2 separate regions of the Mus musculus genome follow, and region 1 is linked to region 2. Evidence: chromatin loops called from intact Hi-C (ENCODE). Cell type or tissue: gastrocnemius. All regions are shown on one strand.

The links. Peaks named below come from ENCODE experiments on the same cell type or tissue, not always from the same donor. Only the 100,000 strongest peaks of a DNase experiment are listed, where the experiment ranks them.
Region 1: it touches region 2 in a loop (2.5-fold over the local background); 6 of 42 quality-filtered maps call a loop at or near these places.

What each region holds. Positions count from the first base shown.
Region 1 is chr4:47,514,116-47,522,115 of GRCm38, reverse strand. No RefSeq gene overlaps it. Among named protein-coding and RNA genes, the nearest start is that of Gm42283, 23 kb to the right of the region's middle. In gastrocnemius, a CTCF peak has its summit at 126 (motif pointing left); DNase peaks (open chromatin) are centred at 44, 3,113 and 3,394.
Region 2 is chr4:48,193,182-48,201,181 of GRCm38, reverse strand. Erp44 (endoplasmic reticulum protein 44) reads left to right here. Exons shown (of 12, transcript NM_029572.3): 11 at 4,277-4,379; 12 at 6,473-8,000. The coding sequence ends at 6,574. Among named protein-coding and RNA genes, the nearest start is that of Mir1958, 16 kb to the left of the region's middle. In gastrocnemius, a CTCF peak has its summit at 3,042 (motif pointing right); no DNase peak of the experiment used is centred here.

The DNA of each region.
Region 1 (8,000 bases), 680 kb after region 2:
ACAGTTAGGGAACTCAAGTCCTGGCAACAGCAATAATTTACCAGGCTGGCTGTAGCATGCTCATGGCTGCCAGAAACCTAGAGTTGTAGGAAAGAGATTTAATGGGAAAGGGGCTCCACCTCCTGGTAACAGTCAAAACCAACATTTCCACAGCACTTTACAGTTTATGAATTTAGGATTACAATCATCCTTTGCTCTATATCTTCACCAGGAGGGATGATAAAGTAACCAACCAGACATTAAAAGCTATGGTGCTTACACTTCAGCTTTATGCAGTCTACTGCGAGCAATGACACAATCAAAGAGTAAAGAAATAATATATGATCCCGTTCAGTTCGGGACCTCAGGGTTAGGGCAACTGAAGGAACCTGGCCTGAACCTGGTTCAGTGCTGACCATGAAGGGACAAGGGTGCCAGCTTGTCCCCGCATAGATTCCTGGGTCTGATGTGGATTCTAAGGCCTGGAAACTAAAGCTGAACGTGATCAATTCTTTGTGAGGAATTCGAACAACTTTCCAAACAAAGGGTGTGAACTTAGCCGTACTTTTAAGTACGGATAGAAGTTTGATGGATGTCAAAGAGCCATGTGTGTCCTAGGCACCAAGAACAGCACAAGCCTCCATCTGGAATGAAAGACTATGAGACGAAGCTGAAGGCAAAGTGGGAAGACATCGAAGGGGCAAATGAGGGGCGGGAGCTGGGTGTGGTGGCACAGCCCTGTGATCCCAGCACTCTGAAAACTGAGACTGGAGGGGCTCAAGTTCTAGGTCATCCTGGGCCACTGACTCAAAACCTGGGGGGAAAGAGGCCTGAGAAGTTGATAAAGCGCTTCACCTAGAAACACAAGGACATCAGTTTGATCCTCAGAACTCTCGGTTTTTATAAGTAAACATTTAAATTTAAAAAACGAAGAGGCACAGCGTATGTGCTTGTAATCCCAGTGCTGAGAGGTGAAGACAGGTCCCTGGAGCTCACTGGGCAAACTAAACTGCTAAACTGCTTGGCAGACGCTGTCCTCTGGCCTCCACAGGCATGCGCACACACAGATGTGACCATGCACATGTGCATACACACACACACACACACTACAAGCACAGACAGACAGACAGACACACATACACTACAAACACAGACAGACAGACAGACACTACAAACACAGACAGACAGACACAGGCACACATACATACACACACTACAAACACAGACAGACAGACACAGGCACACACACACACACACACACACACACACACACACACACACACCATGCTCAGAAATCCAGCCGACTCTACATACAGTAACTCCATTCAGAGTATCCTTGTACCTCATAAACAGGACCTCAAGCAATGTACCTGGTCTCAACAGACCTCAAAGATTGTTTGCAAGCCAGATGTGACATGCTTCTGTTCTTGTCCTCATGACCAAGGACGCTGTCGTGCTCAGAAACTCTTGAATCCAACCCACAAATTATCAGCGGTTTCTGGTTTTCTTTGCATGTTGCCGGGGGGAGGGGGGGGAGGGGCTCGTATCCCCCTTCACTGTTCTGAAGCTCAGCCAAGGTTCATGTATAGGATCATAGCCTCCACTTAAGAAAAGGGAGGCCAGAACTTGGATGTATTGCTTCCCTGACCAAACAGCACAGTGAGTCCACGCTCAGAAGACATCTGACAAATCTTCCAGCCTTGTGTTGTGAAGCAAGACCCTGGCAGGCAGAGATTTGTCACAGCCTTGTGGGGAGCTACTAAAGGGGTTGCCACTTGTGCTTTGCCCTTTACTTGGCAACTCTTCCATCCTAGTGCCTGGGAAAATGAGGCCCTCTGTTTGGCCATAAGTTTGCAGCATTGGAGTGGAATTGAATCTGACAGGTAGGTATCCGTTTTCTGTGTGATGAATGGGCTCTTGGTTTCTGCCTCCTCGTCTGGAAGGTCCAGATCCCCAACTGGGGTGGCAGATTCACCAGGAGAAGTGGCATTGAATGGAGAGAGAGGGACCGACCCACAAGTTCCTGGGGCCTCTGGGAATTGGGTTACAAACAGAGTTGAGGACAAGTGAAAAAAAATCACAGTATCTTTTAGCTCAATCTAGATGTTCTTTGAATCAGTCTGCAAGCTCTATAGCCTGGAGATGTGTAGAGATACCAGCCACTGTCAAGAATAAGCTACAGTCATGACTTCCTGTTCTTTCTTTTCCCTCCTCCTCCAGCTAAGAAGGCTCCTTCCTTAATATGATCCACTCCAGGCAAAGCAAAGAGGATAAGATGTGTAGTGTGAAGCTCGGAGCCCAAGTCTCCTCTCTGGCAGGCTTATAATGAGGCCTTAGGCAAAGCCCCAATCCCCTGTTTACCTACCTGCAAAATGGGAAAGTAGCTCCCCCAGGCATGGTTCATTCTCCATATATTTCTATTAAATTACTCCACAGAATGCCACCCCTGTTTTAGAAGCTAGAAATGCCAGGTGACCATGCCTGCCCTTACTCTCCGAACCTCAGATAGGAGAGTGTGTGTTCTAGTTGTTTTTGCAAATGACACCAGGCCTGGCATCCTAACTACCAAGTCTACAAGATGCTCTGACCAAGATGGCTATGGCCTCAAGCCGCAAAAGAGAAGTCAACTGAAGGCTTTAGAGTCAGCCACAGGTCGCTCATAAGCCACGGGACAGCATAAAATCCTGAAGTTCTCTCTCGACCTTTGGTGTGCTCTTCTACAACATGGGAACACCCAGAGTTCTCCGGAGGGATGTTCAAAGGAATCCATGATATGGTTCCTCTAAAGCAGAATACAGAGCTGTCTGGTTCCTAGTAAGTGTCCAGTGATATTCTAGTTCCGCGATGATGGTGAGAAACATTCTAAAGGCAGAGGCCCTCGCACATCATCTAAAACCACGTTCCTCCGGAGAAGCTCCGGGGCCGCTTCGGGCGCTGCGTGGTGACATGCGCTTCTTGTATTTATCCCCCAAGGCTTCCTTTCGGCGGCTTCTTCCCCAGCAGCTGCTCTGTCAGGGGGCCATATGCCACCTCGCTGCAGAGCAGCTTTGAAGAAGTGACTGCCAGCCCCACAGGAGAACTGTGCAGCTGGGTTCGTGGCTCAGGGGCACAGGCCTCCATCACGCCACCGGCAGCCTGCCTGCAACTCCTTGCTGCTCTGGATGCTGTGAGCTCCAGCCCCAGCTCCACACCCCAGCACCTGTTCCTGACCCCACCCCACCACAGGAGCTCCAGCTCTGCACCACATGCTCCAGTCCCTCACCATGAGCCCCATTCCACCACCACCACCCTAACTCCCCACCCCAACACACACACACACACACACACACACACCAGAGCTCCAGCCCTGCACCCTAAGCTCCAGTAAGGCACAAGCACAAGTGGGCAGGGGCAGGAGGCCAGGCCTGGTTCCGGGAGGGGGTGCACATGGCAAGGAGGCCAGCTGGAGGAACAGGAGGGGACAGATGCCATGGGGGCCCGGATTTGTTCCTGCAGGAAGAATTCAAGGAGCTAATTGTCTCATTACCCGGGAACGATGTTCTCTATGGCCCTGCCACGCGGGGTAGAAAGATGCTCTGTGTGTGTGTGTGTGTGTGTGTGTGTGTGTGTGTGTGTGTGTGTGTGTGTGTGTGTGTGTGCAAGCGCATGCGCAGAAGCATTAGTGAGTGGATGGGAAGAAAGAAAGGGGAGGCTGGCCTCGGATTCTTCCAGATCTGTGCTGTAGAGCAACTTCTAGCTTCCAAACCTGGGAAGGAGCTGCTTTAAAGAATTCATCCTCAACAGTAGGGAAACATTCCCGCCACCTCCGTGTTCCCTACATCACCTTCAGGGCAACGCAGCATGGGCATAAACACCTCACACCCTGCCATTTCCCTTTGCCCTGAGTTTGCCATCCCATTCTTTACAGTGTGACAGTCCTTAGGTTCTGGCTTGCTCTTCAGGTCCCCCTTGCTTTTGTGCAGCAATTCTCAGCCCATTTCTGCTTCCTGCATTTGCAATGCTGTGCCCTCTGCCTGCCCAAATCAACCCATCTCCTTCAGCACAGTTGTCAGAGACCAGTTCAGCAGCCCCCCTCTTTTCCTTCAGCTTTTGTTATGTGACTCCTGTCTTTCTACATCTAATTTCAGACTTCCTAGTGTGAAAAGAAAGGTATATAACCTCTGCAGGCCCTTGACTCTCACAGTAACTTCCCACCCACACTGTGGCATCCTTGCCTCATAAGTGGAGGTCCTGGAAAGGGGGCAGGATAACCGCTGGACTCCCTCTTGCTGTGCAACCAGATGGGAGATGGAGAGAAGCTTTTCAGCAGAGCATCTCAATGTCTTCTCTGGGCGAGCTCTGGAGACACAGGACACCAGACTGTTTTTACCAGGCCAGCATTTATGGAAGCAATCTTTGAGAAGTGCCAGTTGCCACTGCTGGGCTCAACCTTTCTAGCCTCCTACTACCTCTTCTTTCTGAGCTGGTACCCTCGTATCCAGCGTACTCATGAATGTGTCAGTAGGAACTGCACGTTTGTGTGTGAGAGAGATGTAGGCACTGGTGTGCCTAATTAGACAGTTGAATGTTATTTTTACTTAACGAGTTTTAAATTTCTTTTCACGTTGTTTTTATATGGAGTGGAGTAGGAGGGTATACAAGTGTCATGCTGCACAAGATCAGAAGACAACTGGAGGGAGCCACTTCTCTCCTTCTGCCTTGTGGGTTCTGGGGCTCAAACTCAGGTTGTCAAGCTTGGCAGTGAGCAAGTGCCTTTACCACTGAGCCATCCTGCCATCTGTCTTCACAGTTTGACTGGCCATCTTAGAGCTGCAAGATGGCTGCTCACGACCAGCCTCACATTTGGGAGAAGAAGGAGGAGGAGGAGGAGGAGGAGGAGGAGGAGGAGGAGGAGGAGGAGGAGGAGGAGGAGGAGGAAGAGGAGGAGGAGGCGGAGAAGGAAGAGGAGGAGGAGGAGGAGGAGGAGGAGAAGAAGAAGAAGAAGAAGAGGAGGAGGAGGAGGAGGAGGAGGAGGAGGAGGAGGAGGAGGAGGAGGAAAGTGAGGAGGGGGGAAGGGGTTGGGGAAAGAGATAGCTCCTCCCTCAGGGAAGAAAAGCTTTCCTGAAATCCCAACAAAGTCTCCACTTGCACAGGCCATGCCATGCTCGTGACTGCCCTCAGATGCAAGGGAGACCAGGAATGAAGTTGTTTCCCTGGGCACAGAGGAATCCCAAACAATGTCAAGATGCTATTGATAAAGAATGAGAAAATGACACAAATCTGTGGATGACTTAGCTCTGACGTCCTCACTAGTAGTGAACCTGAAGCTCTATCAGACATACCCAACTTCTTTATTTCACGTTTTATCTTCATGGTTCATGCATGAAAACCATGCAATTGAGTCACATCTTTTAAAAACCAGGGGGTCAAGTCGCATAATTCTTTAAATTTGTGATTTTGAATCAGCTACATTCATAGCTGCCCTGGGTCATCTGCATAGACTTAGATAGACGGCCCCTGCCATTCTCCACCCTCTTTTCTACACATTTAGAATTTGACTTTTCACTGTGCCCTCCCCTGGCTTCTTGAGAAATGCTCAATAACCCCTAGCACACACTGTTAGGTTAAACTAAATCAGATCTACAACATCTAGCCCTGACTCATCTGAGCCATTGCCTCCATGTCTCGGTTCTTCAGTGGTTGATTATGAACCATTTACAAACCCCCAGCACAGATAGATGCATGCCCTGAGGACTGAGGTGGACTCAAGCATATTCTTTCCGACAGCTGTCTGGCATGTAAATCGTAATGCAGGTGTTTATTGCTAGCTACGTATCCTTTTGAAGAAAAGTCATCTTACATCTTTTAATAGAAAAGACATCTATGCAGATTTTTTTAAAAATCTTACACAAATGCTATAAATTTGATAAACAAATAGAAGTAAGGAAATCAGCCAGAAGTATACTCTGAGTTGAAAAGGTTTTTAAATCATTAAAGAGGATTTCCTTTTTAATGAAGAAATTAGGGCTCGAAGATCAAATACGAAACTCTGCGTTGCTTGTGCCTTAACTGAATCTCCAGGACTACGGGGGTGGGGGCTCTGGAAGACAAAGGTGGGGCTGGGTATGTTGGGTTGATGTCCTTCTCCCCTCTAGATGGTGTGTCTCAGGACAGGGAGCAGGAGCTGGGGCTTCTCTGCACCCCTAGTGGAACCAGCAGCAGTCGTGACTCCTGCCACTCCCTGAACTGCTCGAGGCACAGCGTGGAGAGACGGCCCACTTCCTCGCACGATGAGACTATACTGGAGGTGCTTATGTTTTAAGGTTCTTCTTCTCCTACCTCCCCTCCCAAGACTTCTCTTCCTACCTCTCTCCTTCTCCTCTTCATCTTTCCAATACGGGGCCTCACGTAGCCCAGAATGGCCTATATTCACTATACAATTTGACTTTAAATTTCTGATCCTCCTGTCTCCATCTGCCAAGTGCTGGGGTTAGAGTCCTGTACCACCACACCTAGGTTATGTTATGCTGAGGGTGGAATCATAGTTTGTTGACGAGATTTCTCCCAACTGACTACAGCCCCAGACCCCTGTTTTTACCTCTTTATACTAAGAATAAAAATAGCTAAGCTGAACGTGATCATGTATGCCTGTAATCCCTGCACTTCACAAGTTCAAGGCTAGCCTAGGGTAGAACCTGTCTTAAAACTACAGCACCACCACCACAACAAAATAATGATGGTAATGATGATGATGATGATAATTATAATAATAATAATAATAATAATATAATAAAGGAAAATATTCTGTATTGTGTGGTTGTGAAGAAGGAAGAAGGGAAGGGACAGGAAGTGAATGAGCCCACCCCATCATCTCACAACATCAGACAGATCTCTGTTCCTTTCTGTTTGTTTTTATAGACTGAGCCTATAAAACTTAGAGCCTACTCATGTCACATGACCGCATAGATGAAAGTAAGGTGTAGGCATGGACATCAGGATTTTGACTGCCAAAAAGGAATTTTAGGGTCCATGGGAGCATCCTTACAGGATGGCTGACCCTGTGACATTGCATTAATTATTCAGTACAAGTAACAGACCTCAGTCTTCTCATCTGAAAAGCAGAATCTAGAAATAGTCTCTGAAGGCTATGCACACTCCAGCCCGGTGATTTTGATGCAACTATCTAAAAGCCTATATGGTCTGGGAGAGAATGGTTCAGATGTGTACACCCCTCCCCAATTTGACCCTTTGCAGCTACCCCTACCCTCCCTTCATGCCCTGCCCTCACTACCTTGGGTCTCTCTGGGTGCATCTCCGTCAACTCAGAATTTTCTAAATCTCCTAGAAAAACCGAGTGAGGGTAAGGCTGCCATGCTACTTATGTCTTAAGCATAAGGTGGCCACCCACAAGGGCATGCCAGTGTCTCTGCCTCCTCAAGAGCCCAGAGGGGTCTGCAGGCAAGAGTGGACTCACTCAGAGAAGCCATTTCTGTAATTCTCCACTCAAACTGCATTATCATTCAGGCGCTGAGGAGAGGTATAAACTCCAGTCACGCTAGTTTACATGGCCTCTAAGATTTATTCCCAGAGACAGGCCGTTAAGACTTCCTCCCTTTTATTTTTTTTCTCAGATTCTCCAGAAATTCCCATTCTAGCTTCATTGTTATGAACTGAAAACAGCTATGCTTTGGCCAGGGACTCGGCAATAAATCTGCCTTTAATAAACTGTCAAAAGTTCATCATTTTAGAGACAGTCTATTCTCCCTTCCTCGTCTCCTTTTATACGGTTCTTCGGTATGGAGATGTCACCTGTATAAAAGCTACCAGCTATCCAAATGGTCACTTCTCCATAGATACATTGCTGATAGGAAGTTGGCTCTAAAACTATAGGTCATCCGATTCCAAAGGCCCTGTAGCAATTGAGACGGGTGAAGAGGGAACTGAACTCCAGGCTTGGCCATGACCATGGGCATATCTTCCACGCAGAGCCTTAGTTGCTTCATCTGTATACAGGGAAATCTTGTCCCTTGTCCTATCTATTT
Region 2 (8,000 bases):
CATTTTCTTTTATCCATTCTTCAGTTGAGGAACATCCAGGTTGTTTCCAGTTTCTAACTATTACGAATAAGGCTGCTATGAACATAGTGGAGCATGTGTCCTTATTATAACTTGGAACATCTTCTGGATATATGCCCAGGAGTGGTATTGCTGGATCCTCTGGTAGTACTATGTTCAATTTTCTGAGGAACCGCCAAACTGATTTCCAGAGTGGTTGTACAAGCTTGCAATCTTAACAGCAATAAAGGAGTGTTCCTCTTTCTCCATATCCTCGCCAGTATCTGCTGTCACCTGAATTTTTGAAGTTCTTGTCACACACGTCTTTCACTTGCTTGGTTAAAGTTAAACCAAGATTTTTATATTATTCGTGGCTATTGTAAAGGGGTTGTTTCTCTAATTTCTTTTTGGCCCATATGTCATTTGTATAAAGAAGGGCTACTGATGTGCGTGGATTTTGTATCCAGCCCCTTTGCTGAGGTGTTTATCAGCTGTAGGCGTTCTCTGGGAGAAGTTTTGGGGTCACTTACGTGTACTGTTATATCACCTGCAAATAGCCATACTTTGACTTTTTCCTTTCTACCTTGGCTCCCCTTGATCTTCTGTAGTTGTCTTATTGCTCTGGCTAGAACTTCAAGTACTATACTGAATAGATAGAGAGTGGGCAGCCCTGTCTCGTCCCTGATTTTAGTGGGATTGCTTTGTATCTCTCCATTTGGTCTAGTGTTCACTATTGACTTGCTGTATATTGCTTAGATTATGTTTAGGTATGTGCCCTGTATCCCTGATTTTCCCAATACCTTTAACATGAAGGCCTATTGTATTTTATCAAAGGCTTTTTAGTATCTAATGAGATAGTCATGTGATTTTTTTTTTCCTCCGTAGAAAAATTTTAAGTCAGAAAGAACATGGTTATTGGTGGGGTTTGTCCTGCTCCTTCACCCTTTTTCTTGCCTTCTGCTTTTCCTTGTGAGACTCCTAGTTGAACCTCGGGTTCCTGCACGCTAATACACGCTGCATCACTAAGCCACACCTTTACCCCCCTTTTTAATTTTGAGGGAAGGGTCCTCTTGTCCAGTGCTGGCTAGAGTTTGTAGTTCTGTCTCAGCCTCTCAGCTGAGAGTACAGGCTTGCTTCACCATGCCTAGCCTGATAGAGTTTTGTAAAAAGCACATTTTGTTTATCTGGTAATGTTTTTATTATTATTCCCTGTTAACAAGTTGGCTGGACCAACTGAGTATCTTCATCCCAAGAAAGAATTCCTTCTTATGAAAATTTACCTTAGAATTCATCATAGATCTAAGTGGAAAACAGTAAGCAAGGAAATCCTTAACAGTCAGAGGAAGACAAAGTTCTAAGAGCATCAAAAACACTTAGAAAAAAATGACAAATTGGTTTTCATCAAGTTATAAACCTTTGTTCTATGGATGATACTGTTAAAACTTAAACAAGATACAGAGATGACAACTTAGCATATGAGCAAGGTTTCCAGGGTTATTATATAGTCAAGAAATGCAAGGTAGAGTCACAGCGAGATGCTGGTCTCTGGCCTGATGGCACGCCAATACAGATTGATGGTTTCTTTGTGAAAGTTACACATTTATGCAGTACCGACCAATTTCTAGAAACTAAAGTTCATGTAAAAACCTGTGTGCATGTATTTGTCATAGCATTGTTTCTGACTACCAAAATCCTGATAGGATCCAAATGTCCTCAACATAAATGAGTAGACTTCTGTGGTACATATGTTTGTGTGTGTGTGTGTGTGTGTGTGTGTGTGTGTGTGTGTGTGGCATAAGATTAGCAAACACATGAGTGGTTGCCAGGGATCAGGTCCAACTGCAGAGATCTCACCTGGTTTGCAGAGGTAGTAAGAAAACACTGCACATTTGTTAAAATTTAGAGAACTTAGCTGAGCACTGTGCTTAGTGATCTCACGCAGCTGAAAACAGATCTTTAGTAAGTTTAAGACCAGTCCAGCTACATGCTGAGAGTCTCAAAACAAACAAACAAAAAGTTATAGAACTTGAGCTTTAAAGGAAAAATATCTATTGTGTTTCAGTTTTTTAAAATAAACCTAGTTTGTGCTTTGTCAGAGGGTGGACACAATTTACTGTTTGTATTTGTGTTTCACTGTCTAAAAGTAAAACATTGTAAACAAACAAGTTTGGAAGGTGGAAGAGACACACTTAGTGTTCCCGTTAGGAAAATTACAGCCCAAAATGAAAATCGGATAAACTTACTCTAAGAGTCTTCTTGCAGATCGCCACACTGTCTACTCAGACAATTTAGAGCTCTAAATCCTTGCTTTCCTCTGTCTCACGACACGGGGAACGTCAGGTCAGGGAAAAAGCCTGTCTCGAGTAGTCTCAATTTGTCGTGTTTGGGATTTACTCGTTCATTAGCTATTCCTTGACTAGCAGTTCTCCTAGTCTTGGCAGCTTGTAAAACAAACCAGCACCGTTATCTCAGGCAGTTCGAACATTCGGAGTCTGTGGCTTGAATTTTCTACTTCAGCACTTTGCTGTGGCGTGTCAGAGGATGATATCAGAAGAAATGTAAACTGATCTCCTCTCAGTGTTTATCTCTGATGTATGTGCAATTACTTCTGCACCAGAGAACCAAGGCAAGGCATTCTGTCAATACTGCTACCTGACAGTCATTTGTATTTGTAAACTGTGCATTTGGCACCCGCTGCTTCTCTATTGCACTGAAGCTGGTGGGGAACCAACATGGTGTACAATGAAGTTGTTGGTAGGTACAGCTCAGTGGGTGTTTGGAAAGGGGTGGGGGACACAGTACTTCCAGGACCTCAGAATAGAATTTAAAAAGGAAAAACTAGGAACTGGTAATATTTACACAGAGTAGCTGTTCTTGCCTATGAAAACAGAATAAAAACAAGAATATGTAAAAGCCAGGCTGTTGTACCCAAGGAACTAAAATATGTATGGAAGTCCATTTTTGAATCTTTTTTTCTTGTTTGTTTGTTTGTTCATTCGTTTGTTTGTTTCCAAATATATGTGTGCTCTATCTGCATATATGCCTGCATGCCAGAAGAGGGCATCACATCCTAGTATGAGCCACCATGTGGTTGCTAGGAATTGAACTCAGTACCTCTGAAAGAGCTTCAGACAATGCTCTTAACCGATGAGCCATCTCTTCACCTAGAAGTGCATCTCATTTTTGTAATATATTAAAAAAACAACGGTTTTCTGTTTGAAGTATATAATAATCTCTGTAAAAGGTAGGCAAAGGAAAACATTCAATTTCTCAAGAAATTAAAATTAAAATTCAGTTATTACTTATCAAATTGGCAAATCAACTTCATTTTTTTTCTTAAATCATGTTGACGACTTTAGAATGCAAATCTATGGATAGCAAAAAATTGATTAGACTTGTAGGTATCATTTGTTTCCATTTTAGTGGCTACAACTCAAGGAAATGATTCTAGAGAAACCTACTTTGTAAGTGTGCTGCTCAGCATAGTCTGGACCACCTCGGGAGAGGACTGGACTCCCAGAGCTTTTGAGAATCCACAGGCTCTTGCTGGATTCAAATGCTGTGAGACACTCAGTGGGGCTAGTTCTAAAACTGAATATTTTTAAGTAATTTCCTCTAATATTTTCCCCTTTGAACCTCAACATTTTTAGTGTGTTTTTTCTAGGATTTAAGTTTTTTGTTTTATGTGTATGTGTGTGCCAGTAAAAACATATGAATCATTACAGACACACACACACACACACACACACACACACACATACACACACACACACACACACACACACACACACTATTTAAGTATCTACCAATAAAGATAATAAAATATATTTGGGATACAGCATCTTGATAGTATTACCTCTGTTAGTGGTAATTATAGAAAAATTTCAATGAAGCACGTGCAATAATTAGAACATTGGTGCTGAGGAAATAGTTCAGCAGTTAAGAGTCCTTGCTGCTCTTTCAGAGAAACTAGTTCTGGTTCCCAGCACCTACCTGTCTCCTCCTACTGTCTGTAACTCTAGTTCCAGGGGATACAGTGCCTTTTCTGGCTCTCAGATACTAGCCAGCCACTAGTATCAGTATGTACATGTAGGTTCTCAACATAAAATGTAACCTAAAAAGTTAGAACACAAAAGGTGTATCTAGTTGCCTGTAATAGCCATGGTAGGATTGGTAGGATTATAATGAAATATTTCTTTACAGCACTATCAAGTTAGTAAAGTAGAGGTCAGCCTGTTTGGGCAGTTGGAGCTAAATAATTGTTTGCTCTTGGTTTTAGAATTCCTGGAAAACTCAAGCAGTTTGTATTTGACCTACATTCTGGAAAATTACACAGAGAATTCCATCACGGACCTGACCCGACTGACACAGCCCCAGGAGAGGTAGGACTCCTGTGTTGCCAGTGGGGACTCTTCTGTGGAGACCGCCTCAGAGGGGACTTGAGCTAGAGTTGCGGCTCCTGATACCTCTCTGAAGAAATTTGGAGCTGACTAAGACACATTTAGGTTATGCGCCTTTAAAGTTACTTCTTAAAATGCCAGGTCTCCAGAAAAGCTGTAAAGTGCTGTGTCTGGTTTCTCATCATCTAAACTGGGGTGACTGGGTATGACGCTGTGGGGCGTAGCTATACAGGGTTAAATAGAGAAGTGAGAACATAGGATTTGGGAAAGTAGTTGAGAAAGCAGATCAGTGGACTCCCGTTCAAGCTTGCTTTTGCTGCTGAATCCGTGCCCTCGCTGTCCTAAAGCACTGCTCTGTCACCTTGTCCATCCATGCTAAGGGCCTTCATAGTCGCACTGTTGATAGTGTTCAAACACAGGGCTCAGGACAGCTTTCCCAGTGGATAGCTGAATGTTTGACAAGTATTTATCAGTATTTTAAACTAGCTTTTACTCACATGTAAATTCTCAGGTGGCATGTTGTTCTACAGATAGATTCTCAGAAGGACAGACAGACGGGCTTTCTATGTCTCTGCTCTAAGAAAGAGTCCTAAATTTGCATCTTGATGAGTTATTATTTGTAAAGTCTGTGATCATGAAACTAAGAGGGAGATGGTACACATTAAACCCCTTCTTGTTTTATATACTAGGATTTCAGCCTACTGCTTTGTCCAAAGAACTTCTATTTATGAAAGAAAAAGAGAAACTGAATTTTTCCTTGCCTTATTTGGAAGTCAGATTAGGTTCAAAGTCAAGAGTTCTCTTGAGAATCTGATAATGTACTTTATTTGAGAAATGATTGTTAAGCTACTATTAAAGTGGGGGAACTCTCTAATGACAGCATTCCATAGGTAATTGTTTTTCTTCAGCACACAGAGCTGTTCAGTAATCAGTGGCTCGCAACCTTCCTAATACTTCAACCCCTAATACAGTTCCTCATGTTGTGATAACCCCAACCATAAAATGATTTCTGTTGCTACTTTATAACTGTAATTTTGCTACTGTTACTAACTTTAATGTAAATATCTGATATGCAGATGATCATAGGTGACTCCTGTGAAAGGGTCGTTAAACCCTCAGAGTGGTTAAAACCCCCAAGCTGAGAACCACTGCTTTATACAATCAGGAGAAAAAAACCCTAGTTTACTGTATTATAGTGTCCTGATTTGTTTTACTTTCTCCCTTAGACAGTAGACTCCATATATTTTATTTATCCACATTTTTGTACTAAGCCAACTGGGTAACAGGTACATGTTTATAGTAATACCATTTCAGCTTGAGCATGTATCTGAACAGAAAGTAACTTTCTGAGGACGTGAAGCCCGACAAAGTCCAATAGGCCAAGGCGCCTGCTACCTTCTGTTCTCCTGGGCACACGCTCGTATGTGTTAGTGTCCCGTGTGCACATGTCCCGTCCACTGTAGGACTGTTATGGAGTACAGGTGAGCTTGCCTTTGAGACGCCTGCAGTGTGGGAATAGAGTGCAGGCCATGCTGCCTTTCCTTCAGAACTCACGGACATCTGTAGAGTTTCACCGTGTGTTTGTCTCTTGTTGGCGCATAAGTGTTACCAAAGTTCATTACAGCAGTGTTTTCCTCATCTCAGCCAGGTTTTACTGAGTTCTGGCACTGAGATAGTTGATAGAGATCCGCTTCATTAACAGAGTAGGGTGACTAATATCAAGGCAGTCCCTCTTAGCAGTCACTTGTAAAAGTGAAGGGTTAGGACCAAGCTACGTTGTGCTGTCTCTATGGGGTTCTCTAGGAGGCAAGGGTGTTTAGTGTTGCTTCCTTCCACATAGCCTCAGTAACTCTGACAGGCCCAGAGTCAGTGCTGCTGTGGCAGCCATGCCCTGCCTGGACAGTGAGTTCAGGGATGTTTGAAGAAACAAGATAATCTCTTCACCTTGACATATACTTTTCCCTTTTTATTTACTAGTAAATAAGTAATTATAAGGCCACTGCCAGTTACGTAATAGTAATGTATGATAACTCCATAAGATATTTTGGTATCAAGATTCTTTTCTTCTTTTGTAGCAAGACCAGGATGTAGCGAGCAGTCCTCCAGAGAGCTCCTTCCAGAAGCTGGCGCCCAGCGAGTATAGGTATACTTTATTGAGGGATCGAGATGAGCTGTAAAAACTCAAGAATACTGCAAGCCTTTCCACACCAGCAGAGGCTTACGTGGTGGAAATAGTGAACCTATATTTTCATAATTCTATGTGTATTTTTATTTTGAATAAACTGAAAGAAGTTTTGGGTTTTTAATTTTTTTCCTCCCCCTGACTCAATTGCATTGTCATTTAATACAGCCTCTTTTTTACAAAATCTGCTAGGGTTTTAAAGAACAAAATAAAAACCAGAGGCCTGTCTCCACTTTAAATCTGTCCTGGACAGTCTTTATCATGCAAGCGGAAGGTGGCATTGCCGGAAGCACGCCGTTAACTTACACTGCCACTGCACAGGCAAGAGAATCGGCCTGCTCCCTGTGTGCTATCTGCTTTTTCTTTCTTCTTTTCTTTGCATATGGTCAAAATCTATTGGTATTTTTATTATCACATTTCTAAAAGCTAAGGGGATATATATTCTAGGGGCTTGGGAGGGAAATAAATTAAAAATTTCACACTGTGTACTGTGTTGTACTGATTGGTTGGGCATTGCTTATGAGGGTTCCATAGTGGTTCTTCTTGGATTCCTAATGTGTAACTTAAACATACTATGAAGAGGAGGAGAGCCATAAGCCAGAGCATTTGGCAAAGAAATGGAAGTATTACTAAATTTCTATATGTCTGTCTGAGACAACAGCATATGGATGGCATTTAAAACTTTGAATGAATTAACCCTGAAATCAGGAAAGCAGGGACCCTGGTGGAGCAGGTTACCAGCGTTAAACTAGACATTTTAAGGCTTTCTCTGTCTAGAAATTTTCATTTTCAAAGAAAAACTGTATTTCAATTATTGTAAGTCCCCTCCTGTCTTTTGTAGTTTTGTTATTGTTCTGTAGATCAAAAGCAAAGATGTTGAGGAACAAGCGTTTTACATTCTTCTGTCATCAACTGTCTAGGATTGTTAGAGGGCGTTCCCCTCGCTTCCCTGGTTCCCCACGCCTGCAGTGGGCAGTCAGAAGGTCCCTGCCAGGCCTTGCTGATGCCAGAGATAGGAGCAGAGGGAGAAGACTCTTCACGTTATATCAGGAATCCCAGTGCCAGAGGTCAGGCAGGCTCTAAATTGGCTCTCCTCAGGGCCTGGGTGTGGTGCTATAGGCCAAGGTCATTTATCCTTGGGATAAGTCAGTCCCAGTTTGGGGAGATAATATTTTTAAGCTTAAAAGATTGACATGTGCCATTATATGTAGTGTGTAATATATGTAACACCCTTCAATCCTTTTAAAATAAAATGAATATTTATAATGGATATTTAATAACTATCAGCTTCCAGTTCTTAATTATGCATGATTTTGTCCATAGTTTCTGTAGTTTTATTCAGAATAATGAGTATTAATGAGGTGATAAGGGGCTTGTTTAGAATGTCTCACCAGATTGTTTGTGGAGAACTAGGACAGAAC